Regions from separate parts of the Homo sapiens genome. Here region 2 is linked to region 1. The links are chromatin contacts, found by Hi-C or POLR2A ChIA-PET in ENCODE. All regions are on one chromosome and are shown on one strand. Each heading gives the region's core, a stretch centred on a gene start or an enhancer-like site at or near the end of the contact. The rest is flanking DNA. Distances are from core to core; before and after follow the strand shown.

Evidence for each region. A loop is a pair of places that touch in the nucleus more often than their neighbours do. ChIA-PET counts read pairs that join two places held with the same protein, here RNA polymerase II (POLR2A). Pooled maps may share reads with other maps.
Region 2: a pooled map shows a loop between it and region 1 (6-fold over the local background). The contact joins the promoter of CAPNS1 here to the promoter of HAUS5-DT in region 1. A Hi-C loop is called at or near these places in 4 of 50 pooled maps. POLR2A ChIA-PET finds 5 or more read pairs at or near these places in 2 of 52 experiments (HEK293 and T-cell).

The regions. Positions count from the first base shown.
Region 1 is chr19:35,607,214-35,614,089 of GRCh38, forward strand. It overlaps HAUS5-DT (HAUS5 divergent transcript), which reads right to left and starts at 5,451. Exons shown (of 2, transcript NR_186318.1): 1 at 5,405-5,451; 2 at 1,176-1,590. HAUS5 (HAUS augmin like complex subunit 5) reads left to right here and starts at 5,522. Exons shown (of 19, transcript NM_015302.2): 1 at 5,522-5,679; 2 at 6,517-6,579; 3 at 6,655-6,687; 4 at 6,822-6,846. The coding sequence starts at 5,582. RefSeq lists enhancers at 5,256-5,811, 5,400-5,659.
Region 2 is chr19:36,135,971-36,142,336 of GRCh38, forward strand. It overlaps CAPNS1 (calpain small subunit 1), which reads left to right and starts at 4,096. Exons shown (of 11, transcript NM_001749.4): 1 at 4,096-4,187; 2 at 5,027-5,250; 3 at 6,330-6,363. The coding sequence starts at 5,042. It overlaps LOC105372385 (a long non-coding RNA gene), which reads right to left and starts at 4,012. Exons shown (of 3, transcript XR_935954.3): 1 at 3,921-4,012. RefSeq lists enhancers at 4,363-4,412, 4,503-4,562.

The DNA.
Region 1 (6,876 bases), core at 4,201-6,700:
TAACGCCCAAGCTGGAAGGTTGTGGGTTTACGGGAATGAGGGCAAGGAACACCTGGCCCGCCCAGAGTGGAAAACCACTTAAAGGCATTCTTAAGCCACAAACAATAGCATGAGCGATGTGTGTCTTAAGGACGTGTTCCTGCTGCAGTTAACTAGCCCAACCTATTCCTTTAATTCGGCCCATCCCTTCGTTTCCCATAAGGGATACTTTTAATTTAATATCTATAGAAACAATGCTAATGACTGGTTTGCTGTTACTAAATATGTGGGTAAATCTCTGTTCGGGGCTCTCAGCTCTGAAGGCTGTGAGACCCCTGATTTCCCACTTCACACCTCTATATTTCTGTGTGTGTGTGTTTAATTCCTCTAGCACCAGTGGGTTAGGGTCTCCCCAACCGAGCTGGTGTCTGCAATGGTGTGCCACCAGATAAGTACGGAAATTGCCAGCAAGTGTTTAGAAACACAGCAATTTGACATATCCATGACATCCAAGTATAGGATCAATGGATTTTCTTGTTGAACAGGGTAGAGACCAAAAGGATTGGTCCATGACAGGTTGGAAACATCAAACAAATGATCCTTCTCCATAGTTACAAGTAGTTTGAGATACACTGAGCTAGTGGGCAATGATGTCTACAAGGTATATTATTTAGAGTCATGCTAGCTGCTATAACAAATAAACCCCACCATTTCAGTAGCTCACAAAATAAAAGTTCTTTTTTTTTTTTTTTTTGAGACGGAGTTTCACTTTTGTTGCCCAGGCTGGAGTGCAATGGCACGATCTCAGCTCACAACAACCTCTGCCCCCTGGGTTCAAGCGATTCTCCTGCCCCAGCCTCCCAAGTAGCTGAGATTACAGGCATGCACCACCACACCCGGCTGATTTTTTTGTATTTTTAGTAGAGACGGGGTTTCTCCATGTTGGTCAGGCTAGTCTCAAACTCCTAACCTCAGGTGATCCACCTGCCTCAGCCTCCCAAAGTGCTGGGATTACAGGCATGAGCCATCACGCCCAGCCAGAAGCTCATTTCTTACTGTTCCTTTGAGCACATTCCAGCATCAGGGTCTTTCCACTTGCTGTTCCCACTTTGGGAACTCCATTTTCACAGTTTTCAAGTAGCTCTCACACTTTGGCTCTCACGTCTCAGCTCAAAGAACATCTTAGAAAGGCCTTCTGTGGCAGAGCCAGCAGGATGTTTATTGACTGCCTAGACCAGGACTACATTTCCCAGAGGCCCTTGCAGCTAGTTGAAGCCATAAGACAAGTTATGTTCAATGGACTGAGAGCAGAAGTGATGTATGTCACTTTAGGGTGAAGACTTTCAAGAAGCAGGTGCGAGTTCCTTATTCTCTCTTCTGCCTGGATTCAAAAGACTCTGAGCCCATAGAAGATGGTTGAATCACCTTATGGAAGAAGCCTGGATCCCTGAATTACTATGTGGATCAGGAGAAATGTCTGATGGGATGTTCTATGAGTAAGAAATGAGAAGACTCTTCTCAAACGTGGAAGGAGCTGCTGAAACCAAAATCACAAGTCCTAGAGAAGCTTCTTATTATCTCTCAGATGGTGGATGGGTTCCAAAAAGCATCCTGAAATTATCCAGAAAAACAGAAAAGAGATTTCAGATAAAGCAAAGGGAGAGAGATGCTGACAGAAGAAGACCAAGAGGCCACAGGGGCTCTGCTCCTTCAGGATCTAAGAAAGCAGGAAGGCACCAGTACCTCCCACCAAGGCCAACAGAACAGATACCATGAGAAAGGAACCAAGAAAAGGACAAATGGTGACATGTCTCCAAAACAAGGAGACATTGAGCATAAGAAGCAGAAAGTGAGGCCAGGTGCAGTGGCTCACACCTGTAATCCCAGCACTTTGGGAGGCTGAGGCAAGTGGATCACTTGAGGTCAGGAGTTTGAGACCAGCCTGGCCAACATGGTGAAACCCCGTCTCTACTAAAAATACAAAAATTAGCCGGGTATGATGGTGCATGCCTGTAATCCTAGCTACTTGGGAGGCTGAGGCAGAGAATTGCTTGAACCCAAGAGGTAGAGGTTGCAGTGAGCCGAGATTGTGCCACTGCACTCCAGCCTGGGCGACAGAGGGAGACTCTGTCACAAAAAAAATAAATAAATAAAAGCAGAAAGTGGCCAGGTATAATGGCTCATGCCTGTAATCTCAGTGCTTTGGGAGGCCAAGGTGAGAGGACTGCTTGAGGCCAGGAGTTTGAGACCAGCCTGGGCCACATAGCGAGACCCCGTCTCTACAAAAAATTAAAACTGAAAAAAATCTAGCTGGGAGAATTGGCTCAAGTCCCAGCTACTAAGGAGGCTGAGGCAGGAGGATCACTTAAGCCCAGGAGTTCCAGCATGTGATGAGCCGTGATCGGGCCATGGCTCCAGCCTGGGCAACAGAGTGAGGTCCCATCTCACAAACAAACAAACAAACAAACGAGAAAGCCCAGGTAGCAATGAGAATGAGACTTGCCCAGACAGGCACCCCGGGTGACTGCTCCTGGGGGTGCAGGCCATCCATTGTCCTTTGGTGGTGTCTCAGTCCAAAGGCAATTGTGACCAAATCACAGGGACAGATCAAGTCTTCTCAAAGCAGAGACTGGTGAAACTTTCCAAATCATGGCGGTAGGGCACGCCTTGCATGTTACTGAGAACTTCCTCCTCTCTCTTGACTTTGCAGTCTGAGACCCGGTCATATCTACATGTGTGTTTGGGGCAGGATGGGCAGAGACATAGCAGGAAAGGAAGTCACAGGGGTGTGTCCTACCCCAGCCAGGAAGCAGGCAGCAGGGACCGCTGTGGGGCATGCCTGGAGGTTCTTCACCATCTGCTGAGCACCAGCATAACAATGGGACATTGGGACTGTCCACCTGCACTGTGCTGTTACCACTAACCAGACAACTGGCTTTCGTGGGATTCACCCTGGGTCCCTGGGGCAGAAAGCACCCTAAGTGCTCAGGGCCTTCCTCTGAAGGGGTCACTTTTTCCTTCATTGTCTTGGGTGATGTAACAAGCTGTGCCAGACTGGAGGAAGTGAGACCAGGTGCCTGCAGTGAGCTACTGAGACGCAGGTGACAGTCACAGCAGTTGCATTATCAGGGAGTTTCCTATGGTCATCTGAACTTCGAGGGAGGTTTTCTGGGGCCGGGCATTCCTTCCTCATTCCCATTTACCTAAATTGGCCCATCCTTGTCTGGTAGGTCAGCACCCAGCAGAGGCTTCTCCCCATGCACAGCACTGTGAGGTTCAGGCACCTGGGCACAGTAACCACAGTGATTCCTGGAAGCTGGTGGGCATGCTATCCTGGGGCCATCTGAACTGGGAAAAGCTGTGTGAGTTCTTGGGGGCCAGCTTGTAGCCTTTTTGGCTGGGGCCAGGTTGAAGGTCTTCCTGGGAACCAGAGTCAAGAGCGGCCACTTACATTAAGCGGATAAAGCCCACGACTTTCTTGAGCTGCTTGACAGCTGTACCAAAAAGGCACAAACCCATTGAGGATATTATGAAACATGAATACAGATGATTATTTTATTTTGGTTTGGTTTTGTTTTGGCTTTGAGACAGGGTCACCCAGGCTGGAGTGCAGTGGTGCCATCATAGCTCACTGAAGCCTCAACCTCCCAGGCTCAACTGATCCTCCTGTTTCAACCCCCCAAGTAGATGGGACTACAAGCGTGCACCACCACGCCTGGCTAATTTTTTTTAATTTTTAATAGAGACAAGGTTTTGCTGTGGTGCCCAGGTGGGTCTCAAATTCCTAGCCTCAAACATTCCTCCCACCTCAACCGCCCGAAGTGCTGGGATTACAGGCATGAGCCACCACGCCCAGCCATTGCCTTATAATTTTTTACTGATGTCAGATATTGTTAATTTTACAGTGTTGGATGCTGGATTTTTTTTAATCTCTATAAATATTCTTGAATTTTGTTCTGGAATGCAGCTAAATAATAGCTTGATCCTTTCGGGCCTTGCTTTTAAGCATGGTTGGTTAGTCAGCATCAGAGAAGTATTTCATCTAGGGCAGGGGCAGGGGTCTCCAAACCCCAAGCCGTGAACCAATACAAGTCCATGGCCTGTTAGAAACCAGGCTGCACAGCAGGAGGTGAGTGGCGTATGGGTGAGCATCACTGCCTGAGCTCCACCTCCTGCCAGATCAGGAGCGGCATTAGATTCTTACAGGAGCGCAAACCCTATTGTGAACTGTGCATACGAAGGATCTAGATTGCGCACTCCTTATGAGAATCTAATGCTTAGGCGGGGCATGGTGGCTCACACCTGTAATGCTAGCACTTTGGGAGGCTGAGATGGGCTGATCACTTAAGGTCAGGAGTTCAAGACCAGCCTGGCCAACATGGTGAAACCCCGTCTCTACTAAAAATACAAAAATTAGCTGGGCATGGTAGCGGGCGCCTGTAATCCCAGCTACTCAGGAGGCTGAGGCAGTAGAATCGCTTGAACCCCGGAGGCAAAGATTGCGCTGAGCCGAGATCGGGCCACTGCACTCCAGCCTGGGTGAAAGAGGGAGACTTCACCTCAAAAAAAAAAACAGGGAAGAAAAAAAAAAAGAGAGAGAGAGACAGAGAATATAATGCCTCACGACCTGAAGTGGAACAGTTTCATCCCGAAACCATCCACTGCTCCCACCCTCCATCCCCCAGACTGTGGAAAAATTGTCTTCCATGAAACCAGTCCCTGATGCTCAAAAGGTTGGGGACTGCTGGTCTAGCGCAGACCTCTCACACCTGCTGTGTCCCAAATTGACCCACCCCTGCTGCTTATTTTTACCACCCCTACCTGGTGGTGCGTCTGTCTCCCCACTCAACTGTGAGCTCCGTACAATAGGGACCAGGGCTGTTGTGGTCACCATGGTGTCCCCAGCATCACCCAGCACAGGGTCAGCTCCCTGAGTTTATGGAATGGTAAGCACGAATGAATGGGAAAACGCATGCCAGGGAAATGTTAGGGTCATGCTCTCTGCCCCTACCCTCCACTCAGACATGAGACACCTGTTTCTGAAATCAAAGAGCAGTAAGTCCAGGATCTCATTGCCTGGTTCCAGTCCTCCTAGGACGCAAGTCCCATTTTGTCAAGAAAATAAAGGGGGTGAGCGTGGTGGCTCACGCCTGTAATCCCAACATTTTGGGAGGCCGAGGCGGGAGGATCGCTTGAGCCCAGGAGTTCAAGAGCCCAGAAGCTGAGACTAGCCTGGGCAACAAGTGAGATCCCATCTCTATTAAAATAAAAGTGTTTAGTTAAAAGAAGAAAAAGAAAATAAATGGAAGCATCAAGGACTGTTTTGCCTCTTTCGGGTTAGCTGGTAGTGAGCGGGAGAACGAGGGAAGGCGGGCGGGGCTGCAGTCTCTCCACGCCCTTTTCATTTCCACTCAAGGAGACCTACCTGGGAAGAGTGAGCGCTGCAAGACCCAGCCTGACCGCGCTAAGATTACTATGCAGCGCCCGAGCCCGCTGTCTGCCCGGCAACCGATGACGTCACTGTTGGCGCGCCCGTGACGTCAGAGGCGGGCGCCACACTTGAAGAGGCTGAGGGAGGCGGTGTCGCCGCCGCGGCGCTGTCATGGAGCTAGCGCAGGAAGCGCGGGAACTGGGTTGCTGGGCGGTCGAAGAGATGGGGGTGCCCGTGGCGGCCCGGGCCCCGGAATCGACGCTGCGCAGGTGAGGACCGCTCCTGGAGTGAGGACACCCCACCCTGGAGATTGAGTCTCCGGGAGTGAGAACTCCACCCCTCATTGAGGACTCGACTCCCCCCAATTCCCCATCGAGAGTGACCCGACTTACTGAGGGCTCCCTACCCTGGGAGGCTCCCCAGAGTGAGGTCCCTAGCACTGGTGAGGATCCTCCACGAGTTAGCTAAGACCTCGCTCCTTATGGAAATAGGATCTCCAGAGTGAGGCTGTCCCCGCAGCACCTCCCCTCCCTCCCTTAACCTAACCAAGAAGGACACTCAGGAGTTAGCCGTGGCCACCCCATCGGGGATTGAAGCTGTAGGAGTGATGCCCCACGTCTGGTCATGAGATGGCACTTCCTGGCAGTACATCCCCCACCTCCACCTCTGGATGTGACTGGGATAACCCACTCCCAGGAGAAAGGGAGCACCCGCCTCTCCCGCGCTCCCCCACCACCCGCCTTCCCAGGGAATGAGAATAACACCACACTTAGTGCAAACATCCAGTCCCTACAAAAAAAATGTTTTACCAATTAGCCGGGTGTAGTGGTGCCTGCCTGTAGTCCTAGCTACTCTGGAGGCTGAGGTGGGAGGATCGCATGAGCCCAGGAGGTTGAGGCTGCAAGGAGCTATGATCGTACCACTGCGACAGAGCGAGACTGTCTCTTAAAAAAAAAAAAAAAAAAAAGGCAAAAAAAAGTTTGGGCCTTCCCTCCTCAAGAAGTGAGAACTCCCTAGTAAAAACTCCCTACCACCATCACCCTAGGAATGAGGATCCCACACCCTGTGTGCTGCCCCAGGCATATGCTTACACACTGTCCCCACAGGCTGTGTCTGGGCCAGGGGGCTGACATCTGGGCCTACATCTTGCAGCATGTGCACAGTCAGAGGTAAGCTGGGCTAGAGCAGGGGAGGGGGCACAGGTGAGGCCCATAGTAACTCCTCTTTCTGCCTCTGCACTGTAGGACTGTCAAGAAGATCCGGGGAAACCTACTCTGGTAACTGCTTCTTAAAGCTATCCCCTCCTGTCTTCCCCACTCCCATTTAGCCCTGTCCCCACCACAGCATCACACCTATTGCCCTCCCCCCTAGAAGCCCCACTCATCCGCTGACTCTGGCCTCGTTTTCCTAGGTATGGCCACCAGGACAGTCCACAGGTGAGAAGCATATGCTACAAGATTCTCTTT
Region 2 (6,366 bases), core at 2,846-5,345, 530 kb after region 1:
CCTCTGAGATCTTCCATCCTTTCCCATGGAAATGGTGAATATGATGCAGGATGTAGGAGCCTGGAGTTCGCAGGAGGTGTCTGGGCTGGAGATAGAAATTTGGGGGTTAGGGTTAGGGCCAGGTGCAGTGGCTCACGCCTGTAATCCTAGCACTTTGGGAGGCTGAGGTGGGAGGATCACTTGAGCTCAGAGTTCAAGACCAGCCTGGGCAACACAGTAAGACCTCATCTCTACAAATAATTAAAAAAGAAAAAAGATAAAGGAAATTTGGATGTTTGCCGGGCGTGGTAGCTTGTGCCTGTAGCAGTAGCTATTCAGGAGGTTGAGGCAGGAGGAGGATTCCTTGAGGCCGGGAGTTACAGGCTGCAGTGAGCTACATCACATCACTGCATTCCAGTCTGGGTGACAGAACCCCTGTCTCTAAGAACAACACAAAAAACTGGGCGTTGGCCGGGTGCTGTGGCTCATGCCTGTAATCCCAGCACTTTGGGAGGCCAAGGCGGGTGGATCACAAGGTCAGGAGATCGAGAACATCCTGGTTAACACGGTGAAACCCCGTCTCTACTAAAAATACAAAAAATTAGCCAGCGTGGTGGCAGGTGCCTGTAGTCCCAGCTACTCTGGAGGCTGAGGCAGGAGAATGGCGTGAACCCGGGAGGCGGAGCTTGCAGCGAGCAGAGATCGCGCCACTGCACTCCAGCCTGGGCGACAGAGTGAGACTCCATCTCGAAAGCAAAACAAAACAAAAAACTGGGCGTTGATAGCCTAGAGACAGGATTTAAGCTGTGCATGTAGGGGAGGCACCCCATGGCATGAGTGGTACAGAGAGGAGGATAGAGACCTAACACCTGGGGCTGCCGGGAATAAGGGGTTGGGGGCCAGAACTAGATGACAATATGGTTACGATTGGCAGTGAGTGCCATGAGAAAGTACAAGTCATTTTGAAAGCATATAACTGGAAGCCTCACCTAGTCTCAGGTTGGGTGGAGACAGGGAGGTCTTTCTGGAAGAGATGACTCCTGAGGTGACACCTGCAGCCTGAGTAGCTACACAATCAGGCCAGAAAAAAAAAGGCAGCAGGGGAGTTCCTGGCCGAGGGCATGAGGGCTGGCAGCAAGTGAGCCTCGGGAGAGGGCAGAGAGCTGGAGCAGTCAGTCTGGCAGGGAGGGGTGTGGTGAGAAGGGAATCTGGATTAGTCATCACCAAAAGATCTGTGCCAAGCCCGGGTTCAGATCTGGTTCTGCCACCCTCCGTGACCCTGCCTTTCAGAATCTCCATTCTCTCTCCTGCCCTGCAGACAAGGCTTGTGTAGCAGTTACCTTGGCCTGGCCCCAGCAAGGCCTCAGGAAACATCAGCTGCAACTAGTTTTGTCTGTTGTGATGTTGTTATTTGACCTATTATATTAATTATATTATTAACGCATAAGGGTAGTGGTTAAGGATACAGGCTAGGGAGAGTGACTGCTTGGGTTTAACCTCAGAGTCGGTTTACTTATCTGTAAAATGGGGATAATAAATAGCATCTATGTCACAGGGCTGTTAGGAGAACAAGGGAACTGATGGACGTCAAGCACTTGGAGGAGTGGTTGATGGTTACTTGTTTTTGTATCTTTTTTTTTTTTTTGAGACAGTTTCGCTCTTGTTGCCCAAGCTAGAGTGCAATGGCACGATCTCGAGTCACTGCAACCTCTGCCTCCCGGGTTCAAGCGATTCTCCTGCCTCAGCCTCCCGAGTAGCTGGGATTACAGGCACACGCCACCACGCCTGGCTGATTTTTTGTATTTTTAGTAGAAACAGGATTTCACCATGTTAGTCAGGGTGGTCCCAAACTCCTGACCTCAGTGATCTGCCCACCTCGGCCTCCCAAAGTGCTGGGATTACAGGCGTGAGCCACCACACCTGGCCTGTTTTTGTACTATTTAAGGAAGACTAAGAGTCTACCAGCTGAGGAATACAGCTGGCCTCGAGGCTGAGGGAACAGCATGAGCACAGACACAGAGCTAATGGGGGCATTTACAAAGCATTTATCACCAATTTATTTATTTATTTATTGGAGACGGAGTTTCACTCTTGTTGCCCAGGCTGGAGTGCAATGGTGCAATCTTGGCTCACTGAAACCTCTGCCTACTGGGTTCAAGCGATTCTCCTGTCTCAGCCTCCCGAGTAGCTGGGATTACAGGTATGCACCACCACATCCGGCTAATTTTGTATTTTTTAGTAGAGACAGGGTTTCTCCATGTTAGTCAGACTGGTCTCGAACTCCCGACCTCAGGTGATCTGCCCGCCTCAGCATCCCAAAGTCCTGGGGTTATTGGCATGAGCCACTGTGCCCAGTATTTATTTGAGACAGAGTCTCGCTCTGTCACCCAGATTGTAGTGCAGTGGCATGATCTCGGCTCACTGCAACCCCCGCCTCCTGGGCTCTGGTGATCCCCCCACCTCAGTCTCTAGAGTAGCTGGGACTAGGCGCATGCCACCACATTCAGCTAATTTCTGTATTATTTGTAGAGACAAGGTCTCACTATATTGCCCAGGCTGGAGTCAAACTCCTGGGCTCAAGAGATCCTCCTGCCTCAGCCTCCCAAAATGCAGGGAATACAGGCATGAACCACTTCACCCAGCCACCACTTAAGTTTTTTTTTTAATAATCAGTATTGCTGCAGATATCATTTAATTTTGATAGGGGGCCTAGTGGTATGGAGCAACCCATGTTCCCATTTTACAGATGAGAAAATCGCTGCTCAGGAATATCAAGCCACTCTTTTGGGGTTGTGCAGTTATTACAGGGCACAGCCAGGATTCAACTCAAGCCTAGCCAGCCTGCAGGGTAGGGGATAAGAGCCAGCCAGCCTGCCTGGGGGCCAGATTTAGCTCCCCCCGATGAGTCCTGAAAAAGTACTGGACTCCCGTGGCTCATGCCTGTAATCCTAGCACTTTGGCAGGCCGAGGCAGGTGGATCACCTAAGATCAGGAGTTTGAGACCAGCCTGGCCAACATGGTGAAACCCCGTCTCTACTAAAAATACAAAAATTAGCTGGGTGTGGTGGTGCATGCCTGTAATCCCAGCTACTCGGGAGGCTGAGGCAGGAGAATCGCTTGAACCTGGGAGGCAGAGACTGCAGTGAGCTGAGATGGCGCCACTGCACCCCAGCCTGGGCAACAGAGCAAGACGCTGTCTCAAAACAAAAAAAAAAAAAAAGAAAAGAAAAGAAAAGAAACCAGGCTATGTAAAAATATTATTGTAAAAAATTAAATTAAATCAAAAAAAGGCCGGTAGCCCATACCTGTAATCCCAGTACCTCACAGTACTTTGGGAGGCTGAGGCAGGAGGACGGCTTGAGGCCCGGAGTTCAAGAGCAGCCTGGGCAACATAGCGAGACCTCCGTCTCTATTATGTAAAAACAATAATATTTTTTAAGTAAATAAAGAAACCAGGCCGTGGCCAAAGGAATCTTCCTGTGTCTGGGGCCTTCTTTAGAGGCTAGCATACTGAGGACACTCTTTGGGCCAGTCCAGGAAGGAATGATTCTGGTGGCCCCTGACTGGGGCGGGGGCGTGGTAAGGTTCGCCTGGGAGGCGGCGCAGGCGCTGCCTGCGGTTTGACTGCCATCCGGGCTGCTGCAGGCACTGGGAAAGGCAATCCAGCCTCAATCCTCGCCACAGACACGGGCGACTGTCCCCCAGCGTGTGAGTCAAACCATACTCCAGGCCTCCAGGAGGTGTTTGTCGCGACAACACCTGCAGAGGGCCCGTGCGGAGTCCCTTAGTGAGCGGACCGAAAACCGCCACCCTGGAAGGATATTGGCATGCCCTAGGGTGAAAATTCACACTACGACACTCGGGGGGTGGGTCCCCTCCGAGTTCTCGTCCGCGGGTGCCTCCACCCAGACCTGAGGGGTGTCGGGAAGACCCCCGCCTACCGAGTCAGGGCGGGATTAAGACCTCCGGCGCTGGAAACGCGTAGGGCGGGGCCCAGACCTGGATCCAGCTAGCCGGGCGGTGTGGGGTGCGCATGCGCAATGTCCGCTTCGGCTCTAGGACCGCGCGGGCGACAGCAGGGCCGCGGTGCAGTGTCCGACCCGAGAGTTGCGGCCTGAGTCACCGGCCCCGCCCTCCGGAGCCGGACGCTGCGGGAGGCCCGGGAGCGGCAGTGGAACCGACTCCCAGAACTCCGGACGTGTGCGGCGGTAAGCGCCCGGCCCGTACCCCCTCCGCACCCCGCAACTCCGACTTTGGCGGCCCCCAGACCCGGCGAAACCGTGAAGTCTCGGCCTCAGGAGCCCCCCAGATCCATGGTCTCAGATTCGAACCCTCAGACCTGTTCGATCTCCTTTTATGCCGTCCCGGGGACCCTTCTCCACCCTCTGTCTCATGATCCAAAATACAGGCCCATAGGTTTCAGAGATACCCTGTGAATTCTTCCTTGGGGTGTCCTGAACCGCGATCGTAGATCTGTGCCCCCAGTTCCAGCGGGGAACCCCATTGTCCGGGAACCCAGAGCTCACAGCCACGATCTTAGACCCGAGCCCACAGAGCCAGAGGTGACACTGGAATCCTGCCGCTGGGAATACCTAAATTCTCAAGCCCACATTTGGGATTTCCTAAACCCCGCCCTGGGGCCCTTTAGGCCGTGGATGTTTGCTCCGCGCCCATGACCTGCCAAGGACCTCTACATTCAGGCTGGGCTCTGGATCTCACATTCTAGCGCCCAGACATGTCGGGAACGCCTTACGCCAACTTGGGGTCCCCACCAAGAGAACCCCCACCAGATCTGCACCCTCCCCTTCACGCGTGCACCCAGTCCAGGCTCCCTCAAGCCCCACGGGTGCCTTTTAGACCTGAGGAGGTTGCAAACCTGATCCCCCATACCTGCCCCACCCATCCGCGGACAACCCGCCCTCGCAAACTCAGACCCCCACCCGGAGGCTTCAGATTCCTCCCAGGTCCAGCTGCCGGAAATGCGTGTTTGAAGGGAGGGTGTGGGCTCAGGGGCGAAGCACCCACTGGTCCCCTTTTTTCCCCCCAGCAGTGAGTCGCAGCCATGTTCCTGGTTAACTCGTTCTTGAAGGGCGGCGGCGGCGGCGGCGGGGGAGGCGGGGGCCTGGGTGGGGGCCTGGGAAATGTGCTTGGAGGCCTGATCAGCGGGGCCGGGGGCGGCGGCGGCGGCGGCGGCGGCGGCGGCGGTGGTGGAGGCGGCGGTGGCGGTGGAACGGCCATGCGCATCCTAGGCGGAGTCATCAGCGCCATCAGGTAAGGCGGAGACTATCAGAGGGGCGGGGCCTGGGAATGGGAGGAGCCTCAGTGAGGCGTGGTCTGGGAGGGGCGTGGTCTAAAAATAGAATAGGATTAACCTGGAGGCTAACCTGGGTACATGAATTAGGCCGGGGAGGCCTGGTTTGAGAGTTCTGCTGTAAGGGGGTGGACCCCAGTGAGGCGGATATCAGTCATTGGGGGCGGTGCTTGATATGGGAGTAGTCTGATTGTGTGGGACCAGGACAATGTGGTCCTGAGGGGACTGATGTGGAGTTTTGGCGGGTGGGGCTTATGGGTCTGGGCTCAGCCTGCATTGGCTAACCTGGAGATGAACGTTAAAGGTGCGGAGCCAATGCGTCTGAGTGACATTTTACGGAAGGGGCTTGACTTATGAGTGTGGTCAGAGGTTTTAGGTGGGTTAATGAGGAGGTGAGCCCAGGAGGAAGCAAGACCTAATGGGGTAGGGTAAATGGCCCAGAATGGGCTGGGCTTGCTGGGAACTGGCTGGATTAATGGAGAAAAATGCCCTGGTAGGGATAGGGCAGGTTGGCTTAATTAGCCACGGCCACTTAGCAGTGATCCCTTGAAGGGGCGGGGACCAATGGCTGGGGTAGGATGTTGGGAAGACGGGCATTTAGGAAGCGGGCCATGGAGTAGGGTCTTGGGCAGATGGCACCTGAGGAGGATAAGGCCTTGGGAAGCTGGGGCAGAGCCTCTATGAAGTGAGCCCTCCAAGGGGCGGGGTCTTTTGATTCTACGTGGGATTTTTTAGGTTTAGGGTGGCCAAGATGACTGAAATCTGCCACTGGGTAGGTGTGCCTGGCAGGAGGGGAGCCTCCCAGGGGACCGGTCTCTGGGTTTCCTCGAGGGTGGGGTTGGCCTGAGGAAGGGAGAAGAGGGGCACGACCAGGGCAGTGTGGATTGGGACAGATGAGGACAAGAACAAATGAAAGGCACAGCAACCAAGTAAGGAAGATAACGGCTGGGGTCTGGAGCGTTGGGGCTGATGGTTCTGTAGTGCTGCCCGTTGGAGGCCCCGCCCCTGGCACTAACCCCTCCCCCTTATCTCTTCGCAGCGAGGCGGCTGCGCAGTACAACCCGGAGCCCCCGGTA